Regions from separate parts of the Homo sapiens genome. Here all the other regions are linked to region 1. Evidence: chromatin contacts called from ENCODE Hi-C or POLR2A ChIA-PET data. All regions are on one chromosome and are shown on one strand. The core of a region is the stretch at or near the end of the contact, and the rest is flanking DNA. Distances in the headings are between cores, read along the strand shown.

Region 1 (5,243 bases), core at 1,624-4,123:
TCTAACAAAATCCCAAATCCCTTTTGTGCATAAAGGGGAAAGCTAATCCTAAAATTTATATGGAGTTGCAAGGGTCCCTGGATAGCCAAAACAATCTTGAAAAAGAAGAACAAATTTGGAAGACTCACACTGCCCTATTTCAAAACTTACTGCAAAGGTACAGTAATCAAAACAGTGTGGTGCTGGCACCAGGATAAACATATAGATCAATGGAATAGAATTGAAAGTCCAGAAAAAAAAAACCCATGCAGCTCAAATGATTTTTGATTAGGGTGCCAAGATCATTTAATGGGGAAAGAATAGTCCGTTCAACAGATGCACTGGAAAAATAGATATCCACATGTAAAAGAATGAAGTTGTACCATGACCCCATACCATATATAAAAGTTAACTCAAAATGGATAAAAGACCTAAATACAAGAACTAAAACTGTAAAATAACTAGAAGAAAATGAAGGAATAAATCTTCACGTCTTTGGACTTGGCAATTGTTTCTTAGATATGATACCAAAAGCATAAGTAACAGAAAAAAAATGAATAATTGGACTTAATAAAAATGAAAACTTTTGTGTATCAAATGACATTATCAGGAGAATGAAAAGACAACCCAGAGAATGGGAAAATTATAATCTGATAAGGGTATCCAGAATATATAAAGAACTCTTACAATCTAATAACCAAAAAATCCCCAGTTAACACTGGGCAAAGACTTGAATAGATATTTTTCCAAATAAGATATACATGATATACACATGGCCAATAAGCTCATGAAAAGATTTGTCATTAGTCATCAGGGAAATTCAAATCAAAACCACAATTAGATACCACTTTACATCTGCTAGGATGGCTACAATAAAAACCAACAAAACAACAAGTGTTAGAGAGGATGTGGAGAAATTGGAACCCTAATACACTGCTGGTTGGAAAGTAAAATGGTGCAGCCACTGTAGGAAACAGTTTGGTGGTTCCTCAAAAAGTTAAACACAGAAATACCACATGATCCAGCAATTCCACTCCTAGTTATATACTTAATAAAATGGGAAACAGGTAGGTATTCAAACAAAAACTTACACACCAATGTTCATAGCAGCACTATTCATAATAGCCAAAAGGTAGAAACAGCTCAAATATCTATCAACTGATGAGTGGATAAACCAAATATGGTATAGTATATCCATACAATGGAATATTATTCAGCCACAGAAAGGAATGAAGTACTGTTACTGATTAACCTTGAAGACATTATGCCACGTTAAAGAAGCCGGACACAAAAGACCACAAAGTGTATGATTCTACTTATATGAAATATCCATAATAGGCAAATCTATAGCACCAGAAAGCAGATTAAGTGGTAGCCAGGGGCTGGGGGGAAAGGGGAATAGGGAATGATTGTTTAATGGGGATGAGGTTTCCTTTTGGGGTGGTGAAGACAGCCTGGAATTAAATAGTGGTAATGGTTGCACAATACTGTGAATGTCCTAAATGGCACTGAATTGTGCAATGTAAAATAGTTAAAATAGTAAGTTTCATGTTATGTGTATTTTACCACAATAAAAAGAAAGGTGTTTATATGGGGTACAAGATGCGTGAATGGTGGCCATGAAGCAGAATGAATGAAAGAAAATGGCAGTGTGACTGAATGGCGGGAAATTGGGGGCACCGTGGGAGAGAATACATGTTAATGATTGGTAGAGTGGGAAGGAGTAGGAGCCATGAGGGGCAGAGTGAGCTGGAAGGGGAGTGATGCTGTTACTTTATATCTGAGTGGGTCCTGTGCTCCTGGAAAGCAGTCATGGTTACAAAATTCTCACAGCCCCTGGCTCCCTTTGGGGTTCCAGCAAAGGGCTAACTGCAAAAGTCCCTGGATTACCTGCTTGGGCTGCCATAATAAAATGCCACAGACTGGACGGGTTAAACCAGAAGTTTATTTGGCATAGTTCTGGAGGCTGGGAGAAGTCCAAGATGAAGGGGCCAGCTGATTTGGTTCCTGGTGAGGGTTCTCTATAAAGAAAGCCATAAGGCTTGCAGACAACTGCCTTCTTACTGTGTTTTCACATCACCTCTTTTTTGTGCAAATGGAGAGAGAGTGAGCAAACTCTTGGACGTCTGTTTTTATAAGGGCACTAATCCCATTAGACCAAGGCCCCACCCTCATGACCTCATATAGCCTTAATTACCTCCCAAAGGCCCCATCCTCAAATACCATCACATTGACAGTTTGGGCTTCAACGTATGAATGGGGGGGGGGGGGGGGAAGGGGCGCAATTCAGTCTATAGTAGTCCCTAATGTATTTACACATTCTGAGATAAGACCTATCTCTATCTGTCCTGATTGATGACTCAAGGATGACTCTTTTGCTTACCTGCCTCTATACAACCCGAGGTCTCTTTCCTTGTCTTTGGGATGTTCCTCATTAAGAAAAGTTTTCCCTATTGCAATAAGCTGAAAGGGCTCACCTGTGCATTTTCTTTCAGGTGATCAATTGGTAGAATATGATTAATAGGGGAGAGTGTTTGAGGTCCGGAACCTGATCACTGTCTGTCTCCTGTTTATTCCCCTAGGCCTCAGGGAGGCCTCATAGGACTGGGACCCTGGAATCTCCGCCCTCTCAAATCTCTCTGCAACAGTTTCCCAGGAGGAGGATGGAATGTAGTCCTGGCGGGGTCGCGATCAGATCTGTCTTCTCACCTAGTCTCCGACTAATATTCCACCTCACCTGGGCCCCTTTATCCCTGGGCTTATGTCTCCAACTCTCCCTGCGCCTATGTTTACCAATGTCACTTTCTTCACGTTTCTTTCTCCGTGGGCAGATTGTACCACACCTCCCTATTTGCACCAGTGGTATCTCCCACAACGGACTGTACCAACCTGAGCCTTCGCCACCGCTAGCTTAATAGTATCTATCTCCCTACTGTTATTTTCTTGAGAGGAGTACCAGCTCCACACGTTCTCCCCATCTCCCCACTGATACTGACCGGTGGAGGAATGTATTATCACCGGCTCTGCATCCTTTTTCCCCGGTAATAGGTACCAGGGATGTCCGTACCATTTCAGGCGTCCCCCGTCTCCGCAGTGGTATCTCCCGGCGGAGGGGTCTGTGGTCCTGAACTCAACATTTTTACATACCCGTTCTCTTGAAACCCCCCCAAACACGCCCATAATTTGCCCGTCACTAGCTTTGCACAAAGGGCCCCACTTTTATCGCCAAGTTTTCAAAGTCCTCTCGGAGTTCTATCTTTTCCAAACTTTAAAAGGCATATTACTCTCCTGTACGGAATGGTAAGGGCTGTAAAGATGCCTGCTCCCTTGACAAGCTGGTTTACTGGCACGGCCATTTTTCTTGCCAGCCAAATACGTACAATCATTGCAGTTAAGGAACAAAAAAGTTTTGGTGTTCTATAGCACTGCTTAATAACTATAGTTAGCAATAATTTATTGTACATTTTCAAATACCTAGAAGAGAGGATTTTGAATATTCCCAACGCAAAGAAATGATAAATATTTGAGGTGATGCACATGCTAATTACCCTGATTTGATCATTACACATTGTATGCATGTATTGAAATACCACTCTGCACCCTACAAATATGTACAATTAAAAAAATTTAATCATTAAATTAAAGAAAACCACAGAACAACTTTGGCTGCTAGCACCGACGGCTTTGGGAACGGTACTGCGCATGAGCAAGTATAGTGACTGGCAGTACCTAATTAATGCAGGATAAAGGTCGGAAAAAGGTGGCTGTCAGAGGAAGTTGTGACTGATTTTGGAAACACAAGGGGACCTTGCCTGAATAAGCATTCGGATCTTAACATCAGAGCAGGGTATGAGGCGGGGCAGAGAGTTTACATCGAACGGAAGTGAGAGGGCTGGTGGTCTGCGGACAGAGTCGTCATTTAACCTCTTTGTGCCTTAGTTTCTCTAACTGTAAAATAGGGATGATGATGTTAATGATAATAATAATAATACCTGCCTTGTATGGTTGTTGTGTAGATCAATTGAGTCAATATAAGTGTTTACAACAATGCCTAGCACATACGTAAGTCTTATATATGAGTTTAATATTATTATTATACTATTATTAATACCATAAAATGGATACATATAAACACATAAAATGGAATAGGGAAGTAGAGCAAAACCAAGGCCAGGTTGAAATGTCTATATGTAGATCATAGGATTCTACATAATTATGTTGAGCTACAGTTATTTTTCTGAGCTTCCTAGAAGCCACAACATAGAGGGGGAAAAAAGCTCATTTGCTTTATTTATCTCACCCATACAGAGAAAGTAAGCCACTTCCTCAGAAGCAAAGATTTCTTTGATAAGACAGTTCTCTGATGCGTCAGCCAAGTCCCTTATCAGCAATCTTGTGATAAATACAGAGATAGGATTGCTCTGCTGTGACTTAAAATATGTCTGCATGTCAACCAAAGGTGTCCTGCTAAAGCAGAACTAAAAATATGTGACTCTTCAGGAAATCAAAGCCATGTCTGCACAAATAGCTCTTATGTTCTGGCTCAATATATGGACCTTGATCATCAGGAAGAATCAGTAAACCTCATGCCCTTCAAATTCTTTTCTGATCTATATGTAGTTTTTCCACATCTGGGGTTTCAGAACAGCCTGAGCAACCCAAAGGTCTGCCCTTTTCCTTTTTAGGCTCAGAATTCATGATGTCCCTAAGCATGTTCAGTACTTTCCCTTCTGCCCTTTTTAAGAAAGTCTATATTATTTTGTCATTTTTTTCTCTTCCTACAGAAGTGATTTAGAAGTGGCACACCAAAAATCCAAACTCTTGAGGAATATACAATCTGAAAGGGGGAATTCACTTATAATCTCATATCACCACTCATTCCAAATAACCAATTTCTGATGAATTTGGTTAATTTCCACCTATACACCTCTCTCTCCCCCTTGTTCTTTCTCTTTATATTTACATACACATATAAATATATACGTATGTAAATGTCTTCCTTTTGCTAAAATCTGCTCATTATGTAAAACTGTTTTGCCATTCCATTTGCCCAGAATAGTATTAATAATGGTCATAGTGGTAATGATAATGATAATACAAATGATAATGATAACAAAAGTGACACAACAAGAGCCGACATGTAGTGAGCTCACACTGCACCTGACACCATACTAAGCATTATATATGCATGATCACTTTTAATTCTCACAATGACCTTAGGAAGTAGGTACCATTTTTATCTACCTCTTACAGCTAAGGAAGCT
Region 2 (5,243 bases), core at 1,661-4,160, 400 kb after region 1:
ACTACAGGGTATGAGAGAGGTATACGTTTACAAGAAAGTGGGAATTCAGCTGTGTGTGTGTGAGAGAGAGATGCAGACCTTTGGGCCTGTGCAAGAATTAAGGATGTATTGATATGTGGCATGTGTGTGAGGTTACAAATGTATGTATGCCATAACAATGCAGGAGTCCCGTGTGTGCACATACACATTAAGGTGCCATGGACATGTATGTGTGAGTCACAAACATGGGTACAATACTGAATGTGAACATATGTCAGGGGTGTGTGTTTGAGAGTCGTTGCTCACCAATGTACAGCAAAATCATTATTGGGGCCCCTTTTGTACGCCTATTCCTGCTGAACAAGATGGAGACAGTTTGGGGGAGCCTAACCTTTGCCTTAGTGAATTGAGGCACTCCTGAGGTGAATCCTCATTCCTCTACAAAACAATCTACAAAAAATTAATTTCTGGAAATTGAGCCACGTGGAAAAATGAAATGGTGCTGGGGCCACAAGTACTAGGAACCTAGGAATGGGGACCCCAGGAAGAGGCGCAGCCTGGAGATAGATTCCCGAGGAACCTGAATTCAGACCTAAAGGAGTCAGAAAGATCTGTAGACCTGCAGCTGTTCCTGTCCCCAAAGAGGGCACCGCGCCCTGCACAGCTTGTTTGCTTCCGTTACTGGGCAAAAAACCAGGGAGCACATACTTCAAGACATTGGAAAATATCTGATTTGCGGGGAGATCCCCATCTGGGTAACACTAGGATTTGGAATGCCAGAGAAGGAATCCTGAAGGGAGGAGAAAAGAGTGGCCAAATCAAAGGCCTGGAGGTGGGACTGAAGCTGGCTGGGTTGGAGGAGGGAGTAGAGGATGGTTTGGGAAGTGTTTGACTTGGGTACTGTGGAAGCCTAGGGGAGGAGGGGATAGAATCTGAGACCTGGGGGTGAGGGGTTCCTGCAGACAGTGGCCAAAGGCAGCCCTCGAGAGAGAAGGAGAGGACATTCCTGGCAGAAGTTACAACACATGCAAAGGTACAGAGGTTGCCCCCTTCCTACCCCTCTCCTTAGAGGTGGGTTAGAGATGTATCCTTTTTACAGATGAGGAAACCAAATCTCAGAAAGATTAAGTCACTTTCCCAAGTGTATGGTGGAGGCCCCACTTGAACCCAGGCACTGTGTCTCCAGACCCCACACTATTACTGCCTTGTTTAAACCAGCCAATGATTTAATGAATAAAGGATGAACAAATGAATAAGTGGATGAGTCACCTGAAAATTCTGCAGGCAAAAGAGACTCCATATCTACTTACTTCTTGCCTATCTTCTGCCACCTCTCCTAGTCCACCATCACTGCTCACTATGGTCAAGGTCCTACCCAATCTGGCCCCTGCTACCACAACCCCCTTCAGCTTGTTCCAGCCACATTGGCACTGGATGTTTCCTCTTCCTGGCACATTCTTAAAAAAATGTGTTGATCATAAAGTGAACATGACCCTTTGGGAATTAACTGGAGTTCTTGTATTCCCTCATCTGTAAAATAGACATTATATTATCCACCCCACTGGATTGTTGTGAGGGTTGGATGAAATGATGCATGTAAACAGCTTAGTTAAGAGTTGGGTACAATCAGTGAACAAATGATTATGAATTAGTGCTTTTATTGTAGTCAGAATCATAAAGATTTGACAGGTTCCCATATCCCACCTCTGCTTGGACTACCTCATTTGCTCATATGCAAACATTATTTGGTACCTACTGTGTGTGCACCATGGGATGGGCCTGCCTCTGTGGAAAGTTCTTGGGTGCAGGGGGAGACAGCCATGGGCACTGATGACATCAGGTAGTTATCGTGAGTTTTGGCGGTGTCCAGAGCAAAGGGATGGTGGCGTATATACCAAGTGTGTTCTGGTGTGGGGGTGGACACGCACCAGGGCTAGGGCTGCAGAGAATGTCTGTGTTGCAGATCTAGGTTTCTCCATGATCATCGGTGGGAATGTGTTTTGTCTGCAAGTGTATGCTCATATGAGTTTCCCTGGGTCTCTGTGTGTCAGTGTGTTACCTGTGTGTGTGGGGGTATGGGTGTATGCATGCATGTATGTAACATGCCCATGTGTGTTACTCTGGACTTGTATGTCTGTATGTATACCTAGATTGGCGTGTGTTCTGTCTGTACATGCCCTCGTATGTTTCCTCACTTTTGTGTGTGTTTATATGTGTGTCATTTCTTGTGTGCCTCCAGGCCCCCCTTGCCACCTTGGGCAAGGGTGTGTACACCACCCAAGTGTCCACCTCCGCTTGTCTGATGCTGTCTGTGACGCCCCCGCTCTCTGCCTAGCTGAGCCTGTGTGGATGTGGGAGACTAATCTCCCCGCGGGCACTGCGTGTGACCTCACCCCCCTCTGTGAGGGGGTTATTTCTCTACTTTCGTGTCTCTGAGTGTGCTTCCAGTGCCCCCCTCCCCCCAAAAAATGCCTTCTGAGTTGAATATCAACACTACAAACCGAGTATCTGCAGAGGGCCCTGCGTATGAGTGCAAGTGGGTTTTAGGACCAGGATGAGGCGGGGTGGGGGTGCCTACCTGACGACCGACCCCGACCCACTGGACAAGCACCCAACCCCCATTCCCCAAATTGCGCATCCCCTATCAGAGAGGGGGAGGGGAAACAGGATGCGGCGAGGCGCGTGCGCACTGCCAGCTTCAGCACCGCGGACAGTGCCTTCGCCCCCGCCTGGCGGCGCGCGCCACCGCCGCCTCAGCACTGAAGGCGCGCTGACGTCACTCGCCGGTCCCCCGCAAACTCCCCTTCCCGGCCACCTTGGTCGCGTCCGCGCCGCCGCCGGCCCAGCCGGACCGCACCACGCGAGGCGCGAGATAGGGGGGCACGGGCGCGACCATCTGCGCTGCGGCGCCGGCGACTCAGCGCTGCCTCAGTCTGCGGTGGGCAGCGGAGGAGTCGTGTCGTGCCTGAGAGCGCAGCTGTGCTCCTGGGCACCGCGCAGTCCGCCCCCGCGGCTCCTGGCCAGACCACCCCTAGGACCCCCTGCCCCAAGTCGCAGCCATGAACTACCTGCGGCGCCGCCTGTCGGACAGCAACTTTATGGCCAATCTGCCAAATGGGTACATGACAGACCTGCAGCGTCCGCAGCCGCCCCCACCGCCGCCCGGTGCCCACAGCCCCGGAGCCACGCCCGGTCCCGGGACCGCCACTGCCGAGAGGTCCTCCGGGGTCGCCCCAGCGGCCTCTCCGGCCGCCCCTAGCCCCGGGTCCTCGGGGGGCGGTGGCTTCTTCTCGTCGCTGTCCAACGCGGTCAAGCAGACCACGGCGGCGGCAGCTGCCACCTTCAGCGAGCAGGTGGGCGGCGGCTCTGGGGGCGCAGGCCGCGGGGGAGCCGCCTCCAGGGTGCTGCTGGTCATCGACGAGCCGCACACCGACTGGTAAGCCACTGCCGCGGACGTCTCCCGTGGGCCTGGGTCCCCAGATCGTTCTTCTGCGAATGAGCAATTATCGAGCGCCGCTTGTGTGCCTGACACCTGGCCCTCTCACCTAAATCTTTTTCCTTTAAATTATTAAGCTGGATGCTTCCTCTGTGCCCCGCCCTTGTCGCCCCCCTCCGCCCCTTAAACCTTGATGGATCCAGGGAGCAATTATCAGGCACCTGCTGCGTACCTGTTCCCTACTACCCCTCCCCCAAAAGTCTTTGGCTTCAATATATCCTATGAGCCTTCGAAAACCGAACGTGTCCTTCCTACCCTCCCCAACCCTTGCCCCATAGGCCTTGTCCTCTAATGGATCTTGTGAGCACTTATCTAGTACCTGCAGTATGCCTCATCCAAGAGCCCTTCCCCAAGGCCTTTGATTTCAATGAGGTTTGTGAGCATTCTTTGAGAGCCTGATACTGTCCTGTTCTCCTCAACCCTTGCCCTGAGGCCTTCTCTAATGGGTCTTGTGAGCATGTGTCCAGTCTATGCTATGTGTCCCACCCCAGCTCCGTCCTTAAAGCCCTTTTAAACTATTTAGTAAACATTGAGTACCTGCTGTGTATCCCACCCCAGCTTCTCTCCAAAAGCTTTGCCTTTCATGGATCCTGTGAGTTTTGATTGGATGCCTTCTCTGTGCCCCAACTCCAAGCCCTCTCTCTGAGGGCCTTTTCTCCAAAGGATCTAGGAAGCATTTGTTAAGTGCCTGATACGTGCCGCACCCCCAAACCCCTTCTCAAACAAATCATTTTCCTCCAGTGAGTTCCATGAGCAGTTTTGAACCTTCTTTGTGTGACTCATCTTCAGACCGTCTCCTCAAAGACCTTTCCCTACAGTGGATCTAGAAAACATTTATTGAGTGCCTCTTGTATCCCCCGTTCTCCAGCTACTTCTTCAAAGACCTTTCCTTTGGTGGATCCATCTAGCATTTATCAACTGCCTGCAGTGTGAGCCTTCTCTAAAAGTTCTTTCCTCCAGTGTATTCAGCAAGCATGCATTGACTGGTGCCTGCTGTATACCCCACCCTCAAACCCTTTCTGCAATACCCTTTCCTCCAGTGGCTTCAGTCTGCATGTATTGAGCACTTTCTGCATGACCCAACCTTAGACCTCTCCATAAAGGCCTGTGCCTCCAGTTAATACAGTGCTCAGATATCTGGCACTTGCTGTGTGTACCATTCCAGTCACTCTTTCCAAAGACCTTTTCTTTTAATCACTCCTTGGAGTATTTATGGAGCACCTGCTGTGTACCTGATTGTGTGCCTTCTTCACAAAAGCCTTTTCTCCTATGGATGAAGAATCGAGCTCCCATAGATCAACTTTCTGCACTCCCATTTCCCCTCCCCATAGGACTTTTCCTTCAGGGATGCAGTGAGCCTTGATCAGGTGACTATATGTCCATCCCCAGCCCCACTCCCCAAAGGCCTTTTCTTCTAATGGATCCAGTGAGCATTTATTCCTTGTCTGTCATGTGCTCCATTTTAATCATCCTCCCCCAAAGACCTTTTCTTCCAATGGCTCCCCTGAGCATTTATGGAGTGTCTTCTGTGTGTTCTGTATATTCACACCTCCTCCCCAGAATTGTTTTCTTAACAGTAGATCCAGTGAGCACATATGCAGGACCTGTTGTTTTGGGGAGTACATTCTTCTTCCTTACCCCTAGGAGAGCCTGTTCCAATCACAAGGCCTCTCCCAAGGTCCTTTCCTGTGATAAATCCAGAGCTGAGTTTATAATGATCACCCCTTTCCCACTCCCTTCAGTACCCCTAGGATTCCCTCTACCAACT
Region 3 (5,243 bases), core at 1-2,500, 380 kb after region 1:
CCCCTGCTGCTATACATGCCGCCCCAGGGGACACTGTCTCTGGAAAGCCAGGCACACCCAAGGGTGCAGGAATGGCAGGCCCAGGCGGTTTGGCACGCAGCAGCCGGAACGAGTACATGCGCTCGGGCCTCTATTCCACCTTCACCATCCAGTCTCTGCAGCCGCAGCCACCCCCTCATCCTCGGCCTGCTGTGGTGCTCCCCAGTGCAGCTCCTGCAGGGGCAGCAGCGCCCCCCTCGGGGAGCAGGAGCACCAGTCCAAGCCCCTTGGAGGCCTGTCTGGAGGCTGAAGAGGCCGGCTTGCCTCTGCAGGTAAGGACTGGAATATAGAAATTCAGTAAGAGGAGGCAGTAAAGAGGAGGGATGTGTAATCCCCGGATGACGAGGGAGGCTGGTAGAAGAGACATAGCTGTCCCGTTAAAGGAGATAATGGTGGAAGGAAGACATCCTCTTAGAAGGAGGGGTGGGGCAGAGAGCTACACAAATCCTGAGACAGAAAGGGGAGAATACTGTGCTACAGTTAGTAGCTGCCGAACATGTAGGTGCCTGGAATATGTTTAATGCACTGGTTCTCGCACTCTAGTGCTCATCAGAATCACCTGTAGGTCTTGTTAAACCACAGATTGCCAGGCACACCCCCAGAGTTTCTGAATTTGTGGGGCTGGGGAGGGGCCCAATAATTTGCATTTTTAACTTGTTACCAAATGAGGCAGATATTGCTGGTCCAGAGGAAGGTAAATTTTTGAGAACCACTGTTTTAATGAATGAGGATGGTATCCCTCAGATTCCTACCCGCTTCAGGTTGTCTCACCCCAAGTCCCCTGTCCCATAGGAGGACCTGCCCCAGAGGAAGCCCTACTTCCTTGACGAAGTCCTATGTCCTGTTGGAGGACTTGCTCTGATGTGCAGTCATGCCCTGAGTACCAAGTGCCACCTTCCCGGGGAAATCACTGGGTGGCCCACAGGAGAATCCTGTGGTCCCAACAATCCTTACACACCCTCTTTGTGCCTGCTCCTCTACCAGGTCATCCTGACCCCGCCCGAGGCCCCAAACCTGAAATCGGAAGAGCTTAATGTGGAGCCGGGTTTGGGCCGGGCTTTGCCCCCAGAAGTGAAAGTAGAAGGGCCCAAGGAAGAGTTGGAAGTTGCGGGGGAGAGAGGGTTTGTGCCAGAAACCACCAAGGCCGAGCCAGAAGTCCCTCCACAGGAGGGCGTGCCAGCCCGGCTGCCCGCGGTTGTTATGGACACCGCAGGGCAGGCGGGCGGCCATGCGGCTTCCAGCCCTGAGATCTCCCAGCCGCAGAAGGGCCGGAAGCCCCGGGACCTAGAGCTTCCACTCAGCCCGAGCCTGCTAGGTGGGCCGGGACCCGAACGGACCCCAGGATCGGGAAGTGGCTCCGGCCTCCAGGCTCCGGGGCCGGCGCTGACCCCATCCCTGCTTCCTACGCATACATTGGTGAGTGCCTGCGGAGGGGTGGGGTGTGTGGGCGCCAGCACCAATGGGATTGGCATGTGGCGGGTGACTGACAGGAATCAGAGGAGGGTGAGTGTGGTTGTTCCTGAAGAGGGTGGAGCCTTTGAGTGTGATTGACTGGGCTGATGCTGGCTGGAGGGATGGGGTTTGATTAGTGAAGGGCAGGGCTGGGGACTTTTGTGGGTGGGACCGAGGGTCTTTCTGTGGGACTGTTTCTAGGTTGGGGTGTGGCTTAAGGAACCTGAGCAGGGCTTTTTGGTCTGGGATGTGCATATGGGGTTTCATGGGTGGGACATGAGTTGGAAGTTGACCCTGAGCTGTTGGGATGGTGACTTGAGAGGTTTGAGAGCAGCATTTGGATAGGGTCTTGTGGGTGGTCTTGACCAATGAGGTCTCAGCAACTGAGGGTGGGCTCTCGGGAGTGGGGAGTGGGGGGTGTCTGCAGAGTTTGAGAGATCATAGGCATGGCCTCCATGGTTACCATCTAGGTGTGTGCACTTTGGGGAGTGACCCTGGGAGTGTGAGTGGGAAATCTGTGGTGGGGCCGGGACCAAGTCCCTTCCAGCATCCCACATCTACTTTCTACTCACTTGAGCTCCGACCACCCTCTCCCCACAGACCCCGGTGCTGCTGACACCCAGCTCGCTGCCTCCTAGCATTCACTTCTGGAGCACCCTGAGTCCCATTGCGCCCCGTAGCCCGGCCAAGCTCTCCTTCCAGGTAGGATCCTCTTTCCCCGTTTTGGACAGGGTGAGAGACCCAAGAATGGCCCCCATCTGTGACCTCTCCCTCTTTTTGCCCCCAGTTTCCATCCAGTGGCAGCGCCCAGGTGCACATCCCTTCTATCAGCGTGGATGGCCTCTCGACCCCCGTGGTGCTCTCCCCAGGGCCCCAGAAGCCATGACTACTACCACCACCACCACCACCCCTTCTGGGGTCACTCCATCCATGCTCTCTCCAGCCAGCCATCTCAAGGAGAAACATAGTTCAACTGAAAGACTCATGCTCTGATTGTGGTGGGGTGGGGATCCTTGGGAAGAATTACTCCCAAGAGTAACTCTCATTATCTCCTCCACAGAAAACACACAGCTTCCACAACTTCTCTGTTTTCTGTCAGTCCCCCAGTGGCCGCCCTTACACGTCTCCTACTTCAATGGTAGGGGCGGTTTATTTATTTATTTTTTGAAGGCCACTGGGAGGAGCCTGACCTAACCTTTTAGGGTGGTTAGGACATCTCCCCCACCTCCCCACTTTTTTCCCCAAGACAAGACAATCGAGGTCTGGCTTGAGAACGACCTTTCTTTCTTTATTTCTCAGCCTGCCCTTGGGGAGATGAGGGAGCCCTGTCTGCGTTTTTGGATGTGAGTAGAAGAGTTAGTTTGTTTTGTTTTATTATTCCTGGCCATACTCAGGGGTCCAGGAAGAATTTGTACCATTTAATGGGTTGGGAGTCTTGGCCAAGGAAGAATCACACCCTTGGAATAGAAATTTCCACCTCCCCAACCTTTCTCTCAGACAGCTTATCCTTTTCAACCAACTTTTTGGCCAGGGAGGAATGTCCCTTTTGTTCTTCCCCCTGAGAAGCCATTCCTTTGTCTGCCAACCTCCCTGGGGTCCTGCCTGTTTCCTCCCAATGGAGGGTTTTTTTGGGGGGTGGTCCCCGTCTGGGGGGCCCCTCCAGCCAGTACTCCAGGTCTCCCTGTCTCTCCCCCGCTGCCATTTTGATAGTATAATCTATTTTTAAATGGGGCTTTTCAATAGGGGAGAGGGAGTCATCTCTTCCTATATTTGGTGGGGTGGGTGGGAAGGAAGGGATTTGGGGGGGAATCTTCCTGCCGCCTCCCCCACTCCAAGTGTTTATTTTTGATACCAAACATGAATTTTCAGTTCCCTCCCTCCCAGCCCCCCAATTTCCTGCGGGCGGGTACAAAGGACCCTTTCAATGTCCCTGGAGTTGGGAGGGAGGAATGGGGGACATAAAGCCTGTCCTGTCTCTATTCTAGGCAAGAGAGAGTGGGTTCAAAAGACTCCTGGGCTCACCTGTTAGCGCTGGCCCAGCCCAGGCCTTGGGACCTGGGGGTTGGTGATTTGGGGGACAGTGCTACACTCGTCTCCACTGTTTGTTTTACTTCCCCAAAATGGACCTTTTTTTTTTCTAAAGAGTCCCAGAGAATGGGGAATTGTTCCTGTAAATATATATTTTTCAAAGTGATGCTGGAGGCTGCTGGCACTTTTTCTCTGATGTTGTCAGGACTAGCTGAGCGTGACACGCATGACTGTGTGTGGAGGGTGTGAGGCAGAGGTCGATTGTGAGAGAAACGGTGTGATGGCGTGTGTGAGAAACAATAGTAGGGACTGCATATCGGTAACCATGTGTGTGTCAGAGACGTGGAAAGCTGTGATTGTGTGTGAGAGTGTGCAGAAGTTGTGACCACAGACTTTTGATGGTGTGTCTATGTGGGAAATTGTGGCTGTGTTTCAGAAAATAACTGAGCCTGGATGAATAGTCAAGGTACTGTACAAGAACCTGTGATGGTATGCACAAAATAATGTCTACGAGAAGGGAACGGGGACTGCAGCCCTGTCACTGTTTGATGGCGAGCAAGACAGACTGGGTGACCAAAACCACATGTGAGAGACTACGTGGGCATGAAACTACAGTAGAGGTTGTCAGGGATTGTGGCAAAGATTGTGTAGGTGACAAACCTCACTGTAGGCGACTCAACGTTTGAGAAATAGATGATGTGCAAAACTGTTTACTTGAGGCTGTAGTGTCAGCTAAAGCTGTAAGACTGTATGGGTGCGAACTTGATTGTACGGGAGAGAATGGCTGGGAGACCAAACCAGTGACCGAGACCAAAGATACAAGAAGGTGCAATTGTGTGTACGAAAGCAGGCGTGAGAGACTGCAGCAAAGACTGAGAAAAACGAATGGCTGTGACTGGGAGAGTGTGACAGGCTGTGTGTGTGTGTGTGTACACCTGAAACTAGTTGCAAATCGATTTACCATTACTACCACAGTCTATCCCACAGGTTCAGGGACTGTGAGAAAGTAGGAGAGAAAATGACGGTGAGCCGGACGGAGCCACTGACATGGTGTGAGAGACCACATCACTGGGCATGCAAGGGAGAGGGACAAGGAACTGTTTATGAGAGACTTGGCAGTAGCAGTAACTGGAAGTCAGAAACTGTGGGAGAGGAACTTGACAACTGAGTGATGTCAGAGCACCAGGGGGTCTGTGAAACAGTTCATAAGAAACCATAAATCAGGGGCCATACAAAAGAGCTGAGCAAATGAGACATGCCAAGTGACCACGTGACAGTGTGTGAGAAACTTGTAAAGCTGTGCACGTGTGTCCGTGATGAGCTGACCATATGAAGAAAATGACGGTGTGCACGACTGAGAGGGCATGGGTGACTGTGGGTGACTTATCGAGGGCCTAGTGGTGATTGTGAAATACTGACCGAGTATATCAGAAGCTGACTGAGGGACAGTGATGACTGAGACAGTGGCTGAGAAACGGATTGTGTGTCCATGGGTAAACCCTTTGCAAGAGACTTTATGAAAGGCTGTAAATCAAGGACTGAGGGTACTGGAAGCTGATTGAGAAGAAACGTGAGACTAGGTGACGACAGTGTCTGAGATACTGTGTGATTGTGTATGCGTGTGAATGTCTTTGTGGGAGAGGCTGTAATCAGGGATCGTGGGTGTGTGAAAAAGTGGCTTGAGTGAGAAAGGGGTAGGAGAGGTGATTTTTGTGCATGTGTGG
Region 4 (5,243 bases), core at 1,369-3,868, 360 kb after region 1:
CAGCCTTGGCAACAAAGTGAGACTCTGTCTCAAAAAAAATCTATAAATTCTACTTCTAGGAATTTATCACAAGGAAATAATCATGGCTCCGCACAAAAATTTGACAGCAAAGACTTATCCCATCCTGGTTATAACAACGAAAATATCTGAACACATTCAAATATCCAGTGACAGAGGAGTGGCTCAAAAATCTGAGGCCATCCAAAGAATGGAATGCTATGCAGCCATGTCAACAATTATCCTATGGTCTGGAAAGAAAGCAAATGTGATCAAATATTAACAACGAGTGAATCCAGGCCGGGCATGGTGGCTCACGCCTGTAATCCCAGCACCCTGGGAGGCCGAGTTAGGCGAACTGATTGAGCTCAGGCATTCGAGACCAGCCTGGGCAACATGGTGAAACCCCATTTCTACAAAAAATTAGCTGGGCATGGTGGCTCATGCCTGTAGTCCCAGCTATGCAGGAGGCTTAGGCGGGAGGATTGCTTGAGCCCGGTGGCAGAGGTTGCAGTGAACCGAGATCACACCACTGCATTCTAGCCTAGGCAAGAGAGCAAGACCCTGCCTCTAAAAAAATTTTAAAAATTCAAAATAAAACAACTGGCGAACTTAAGTGCAGGGTATATGAGTGTTCACTGTCAACTTTTCTGTAGGTTTGAAATGTAAAAATAAAGTTGGAAATACATTTTTAAGTAAAAAATTCTTTTTTGTGAAATATAAGTTAATAGACTTACACAGACTCATCTCCAGCCCATCAGAATTGTGTTCTCTGTTAAATAAATATGTGTCTTCTTTTCTCTCTTTTCACAGGAAAGTGGTATAGATTAACTAGATAATATTTTTCTACCTAGTATCTATTCCAATCACACTCAATGTAATTTAAACTATATGTAACATGAGATTTACAGACCAAAAAAACTAATCTCAATGTTTTCATTTTACAATTATCTCGTTCTAAGGGCAAAGAAAAGCTTAACTTGGCCAGGTGTGCTGGCTCATGCCTATAATCTCGGCATTTTGGGAGGCCGAGGTGGGCAAATCACTTAAGCCTAGGAGTTTGAGACCAGCCTGGGCAACATAGTGAGACTCTGTCTCTACAAAAACTTTTTTAAAAATTAGATGGGCGTGGTGGTGTATGCCAGTAGTCCCAGGTACTCCAGAGGCTGAAGCGGGAGGATCACTTGAGCCTGGGAGGTTGAGGCTGCAATGAGTCATGATCATACCACTGCACTCCAGCCTAGGGGACACAGACCCTGTCTAAAAAAGAAAAAAAAGAAAGAAAGAGAGAGAGAGAGAAAGAAAGAGAGAGAGAGAGAAAAGAAAGGAAGGAAGGAAGGAAGGAAGGGCTTAACTTGCTTGGGTTTTGAGCATTTGAAAAAAAAAACTTGCTTTTACATATGAAACACAAATTATCTGGGAAGACTTCCTTGGTAGGGGTGGGTGCTCTAGGCTCTACAGATGGAAATAGCATTTGGGGATTCATCCCATGGTCTGGATTCTTCTCCAGGCAAAGGCCCATTCTTGCTGGGTTATAAGTTCTTGTTTGAAAATCTAACCTGAAAAATAAATTCACTCAGTCACTCTAGTGCATAAGAATAAATTCACAAAAACCTTACCATTTAAATAAAAACATGGGAACTATGCCTAACTACAAGATGGCCAATCTTCGGCAGAGGACTTCAGCCACCCTCTCCATTTGACTATCAAACGAGGTGATTAGACAGAGAGTGTTGTCAATTTCCACTTGAGCCTCACTTATGGGTTGCGAGTGCAGAGCTGGAGTTATCAAAGATGAATTTTAGAAAACCTGTCTCTGTTTAAAACCTTTTAAATGCTTATACTCAGTCCCATTGCCAGGAGTGAAATCCAAACCTCCCGTGTGAAAAATCAATATCCAGGCCGACAGATCACACGGGATCTTCCTTATAGACCAGAACCATAGTCAATTTTTAGGTCCTTTTAAATATTAAACTCTTCACTTCCTCTACCTCCACCTGTGCGTCGCGCCTACCTTAGAACCCGCCAAATCCCATTAAATCCCACCCCCACCAGCCACACACGGTCTCCATAGGCTCCAGGCGCCGCTTTTGCAGTCCCCCATTGGCCGGTTTATTGCCAGACGGCCCCTGCTCGCACGCCCTAGTCTTCTTTGATCTCCTCGGATTCCGTGAAGCCCTGCCCTTCTCTTCTCCCCTTTGGCCCGTCTTCTTCCACTCAGGCCCGCCCCTCCCCAACTGGCTATTTGGTTGGCCAGCGCGCTTGCCACTTACGTCATTCACCCGCGCCACCCGGAAGCCGCGGTTCCTACCAACCGTTCTTATTGCTGGCGGCCTGAGGTAAAGGCCGCGCTTGGGTGTCCCTGGGTGGTCGGGTCCCCGAGTTGGGAGGGGCGGAAGGCTGAACCTCCAGCTTGAGCCGGACAAGCCGATTCCCAGCGTTGAGAGGGTAGAGATGAACTGTGTGTGAGGCCAAACTGGATCGGTCAACATGGTCTTCCCCCTCCCCACTCCCCAGGAGCCCATCATGGCGACGCCCCCTAAGCGGCGGGCGGTGGAGGCCACGGGGGAGAAAGTGCTGCGCTACGAGACCTTCATCAGTGACGTGCTGCAGCGGGACTTGCGGTGAGTGACAGTGCGGGGGGCGGGGCGTTTGGAACATTCCACGTGGTGGGTGGGGCGTTCAAAGTTAGGGCCAACCCTTTGAATTGGCGGGCGAGGCGTTCAGAGTCCGGCCCCGCGCTCCTTGGAGCGAGAAGTGGGGACGACATCCGGGGTGCAGTTTGGCTGGGACGTGGCGTTCATAGCAGGGGCGTGTCAGCGCATGCGCGGCCTCCGATGTTTAACAGATTAAGGCTTGTTTTCTGGAGCCACAGTTCTCGGGTTCGAATCCTGGCTCGGCCATTCTTCATCCTTGTGAATACGTCCTACCTCGCCTTTCTGTGCCCTATAAACTTTACTCTTCTGTGAAATGGGGAGTTTTCTGGAACCTTCCCCATGCAGTGGTTTTGAGTTTTTGATGTGTCCCATCTTTGTCAAGAATTTAGCATGGATGCCTGAAACATAGTAGAGGTTCAATGAGTATGAAGAAATATTATTGCAATCTTTGTTAATCTAAGCAGGAAATAAGGTGTTCAGAACTAGGCCTATGAGCATCCTAAAAGGGATGGAGGATTTTTCTAGGGTGAGGATGGGACATTATGATTGGAGTTCAGTATTGGGAGTATAATAATAGTAATTATAACTAACATGTATATAGAGAGTTTACCATTTGATAAGCATTATTCTAGATGCTTTGTAGTAAACGCTCATTTAATCCTAATGACTCTACAAGGTAATACTGTCATCTGTATTTTATAAATGGGGAAACTGAGTCCCAAACAGGTTATTTACTTGCCAAAGTCACACATCTATAAAGGATAGAGCCCAGATCCAAACCCAGGCAGTCTGACCCAGAGCCGAAAATTAACTTATGCACTAAAAAGCCTTTTCAGTGTATGGTGACATGAGAGTCTCAGAGGGTCATGATATGAGGTATACTAGGAGGAATGGGGCTGCCTATTGGTCACCATTGTACTTTCGTCCCATCAGAAAGGTGCTGGACCATCGAGACAAGGTATATGAGCAGCTGGCCAAATACCTTCAACTGAGAAATGTCATTGAGCGACTCCAGGTAAAGACTATGGGATTGGGTACCATTTTTTTGGTATGTGTGGGCAAGGGAGGGAAATGGGAAGAGAGACTCCAGACCCAACCCTGTCACCTGACCTAAGAGTTCACCACTGACCCCTACCTCTTTTTCCCTGGCCCCACAGGAAGCTAAGCACTCGGAGTTATATATGCAGGTGGATTTGGGCTGTAACTTCTTCGTTGACACAGTGGTGTGAGTGTCTACCCGCCCCTCTGAGCCCACAGGGTTCAGCTTACCCCTTCCCTCATGCAACTTATATTTTTTTGAGTATCTTCTATGTACCAGGCACTATGCGAGGTTTTATATCCCAGTAGGATATAAGCTAGGTGCTGGGGATGTGACAGTGAATAAAATAGGACAAAATCCCTGCCTTCCCAGAGCCTCAATTTGGGGAAGGGTGGGGAGCAAAACATAAACTATGCTAAACAGTGATAAGGACTTCTCCCCACTTCCTCTAACCTCTCTTTCCTCAGCCCAGATACTTCACGCATCTATGTGGCCCTGGGATATGGTTTTTTCCTGGAGTTGACACTGGCAGAAGCTCTCAAGTTCATTGATCGTAAGAGCTCTCTCCTCACAGAGTAAGTCCATTCCATGAGGATAGTGTGTAAAAACACCACCATTTCCAACACTCTTCTCCCTTTACCCATGGCTGCCTGGAATGATACTTAAGGACTCATCTCCCCTCCTCTTCAGAGCTGGGGCTGAAGAAATGGGGTTGCAAAGCCCATGTGTAGCACATAATAAGCACTCAAAAAATGATCTTTGTATTGTTCATTCACGCAAACATTTATTGGGCATCTTCTGTATGCCAGGCACTGTGCTTAGCAGTGGGAATGCAGCAGTGAACAAGACAGAAGAGTTCCTTGAAGGCTTACAATCTAGAAGGACTATACTGTTATACATAAATACAATTATGACCAGATCCATGAGGTCTCAGCCTGTTAGAATTGGTAACAAGAAAACTAGTTACCTATGATTTCACTTCCTGCTAATTTTACTATTCATTCACTGTGTTCCTGCCACACTCACCTTCACATGCTTCTTTCAACACCCCAAGAATGATCCCACCCCAGGGATATTGCTGTAGCTGTTCTCTCTGCCTGCACTGCTCTTTCCCCCAGTACCCACATGGCTTCCTTTCTCCTCACTCACTCGTCTTGCTTAAATGTCACTTCCTCAACAAGGCCCTCTGTAACCTAACTTTCAAATTACAGCCCCTGGCATGCTTGATTCCCCTCCTTCTACTTTTTTTCTACTAACACTTATCACCCCCTAATATTTACTATGTAATTTCTTTCTCATGTTGTCTCCTCCAATTAGAATGTAAGTTTTACAAAGGGGGAGATTTGGTTTATTCCCTTATACCCAGGTGACTAGAGTAGTACAAGCATATAGTAGACACTCTGTGTTTTTGTTTTTAAGAGATGGTGTCTCGCTGTGTTGCCCAGGCTGGAATGCAGTGACTGTTTACAGCTGCGATCATAGCATACTACATCCTCAAACTCCTGGGCTCAAGCAATCCCCTTGCTTCAGCCTGCCAAGTAACTGGGACT

What was found. Hi-C counts contacts between places; a loop is a spot of excess contacts on that map. ChIA-PET counts read pairs that join two places held with the same protein, here RNA polymerase II (POLR2A). Pooled maps may share reads with other maps.
Region 2: a loop to region 1 is called in a map of CD8-positive, alpha-beta T cell, with 10 times the contacts of the local background. The contact joins the promoter of SYN1 here to the enhancer-like site in region 1. A Hi-C loop is called at or near these places in 1 of 168 maps with a recorded cell type or tissue (CD8-positive, alpha-beta T cell), 1 of 37 single-sample maps with no recorded cell type and 8 of 50 pooled maps.
Region 3: a loop to region 1 is called in a map of A673, with 5 times the contacts of the local background. The contact joins two enhancer-like sites. A Hi-C loop is called at or near these places in 5 of 168 maps with a recorded cell type or tissue (A673, esophagus muscularis mucosa, heart left ventricle and 1 more), 2 of 37 single-sample maps with no recorded cell type and 12 of 50 pooled maps. POLR2A ChIA-PET finds 5 or more read pairs at or near these places in 1 of 52 experiments (activated T-cell).
Region 4: a loop to region 1 is called in a map of CD8-positive, alpha-beta T cell, with 10 times the contacts of the local background. The contact joins the promoter of UXT-AS1 here to the enhancer-like site in region 1. A Hi-C loop is called at or near these places in 38 of 168 maps with a recorded cell type or tissue (A673, CD4-positive, alpha-beta T cell, CD4-positive, alpha-beta memory T cell and 26 more), 35 of 37 single-sample maps with no recorded cell type and 39 of 50 pooled maps. POLR2A ChIA-PET finds 5 or more read pairs at or near these places in 1 of 52 experiments (naive thymus-derived CD4-positive, alpha-beta T cell).

What each region holds. Positions count from the first base shown.
Region 1 is chrX:48,019,166-48,024,408 of GRCh38, reverse strand. No RefSeq gene overlaps it. Among named protein-coding and RNA genes, the nearest start is that of SPACA5, 15 kb to the right of the region's middle. RefSeq lists a silencer at 3,280-3,329. Within about 2 kb of position 2,873, at least 38 of the 41 ENCODE cell types and tissues checked have a DNase peak (open chromatin) inside an H3K27ac peak, as active enhancers do; they include A673, CD4-positive, alpha-beta T cell, CD8-positive, alpha-beta T cell and 12 more, where a contact is called at or near this core.
Region 2 is chrX:47,617,524-47,622,766 of GRCh38, reverse strand. SYN1 (synapsin I) reads left to right here and starts at 2,910. Exons shown (of 13, transcript NM_006950.3): 1 at 2,910-3,415. The coding sequence starts at 3,039. RefSeq lists silencers at 2,687-2,896, 2,603-2,897.
Region 3 is chrX:47,633,963-47,639,205 of GRCh38, reverse strand. It overlaps ELK1 (ETS transcription factor ELK1), which reads left to right. Exons shown (of 7, transcript NM_001114123.3): 4 at 1-311; 5 at 1,024-1,455; 6 at 2,092-2,193; 7 at 2,279-3,685. The coding sequence ends at 2,377. Among named protein-coding and RNA genes, the nearest start is that of CFP, 6.7 kb to the right of the region's middle. Within about 2 kb of position 1,250, at least 5 of the 41 ENCODE cell types and tissues checked have a DNase peak (open chromatin) inside an H3K27ac peak, as active enhancers do.
Region 4 is chrX:47,656,208-47,661,450 of GRCh38, reverse strand. UXT-AS1 (UXT antisense RNA 1) reads right to left here and starts at 2,618. Exons shown (of 2, transcript NR_028119.1): 1 at 2,271-2,618; 2 at 1,340-1,556. UXT (ubiquitously expressed prefoldin like chaperone) reads left to right here and starts at 2,271. Exons shown (of 7, transcript NM_004182.4): 1 at 2,271-2,336; 2 at 2,515-2,621; 3 at 3,588-3,669; 4 at 3,812-3,879; 5 at 4,161-4,268. The coding sequence starts at 2,524. RefSeq lists silencers at 2,002-2,341, 2,620-2,699 and enhancers at 1,922-2,423, 2,180-2,439, 2,424-2,927.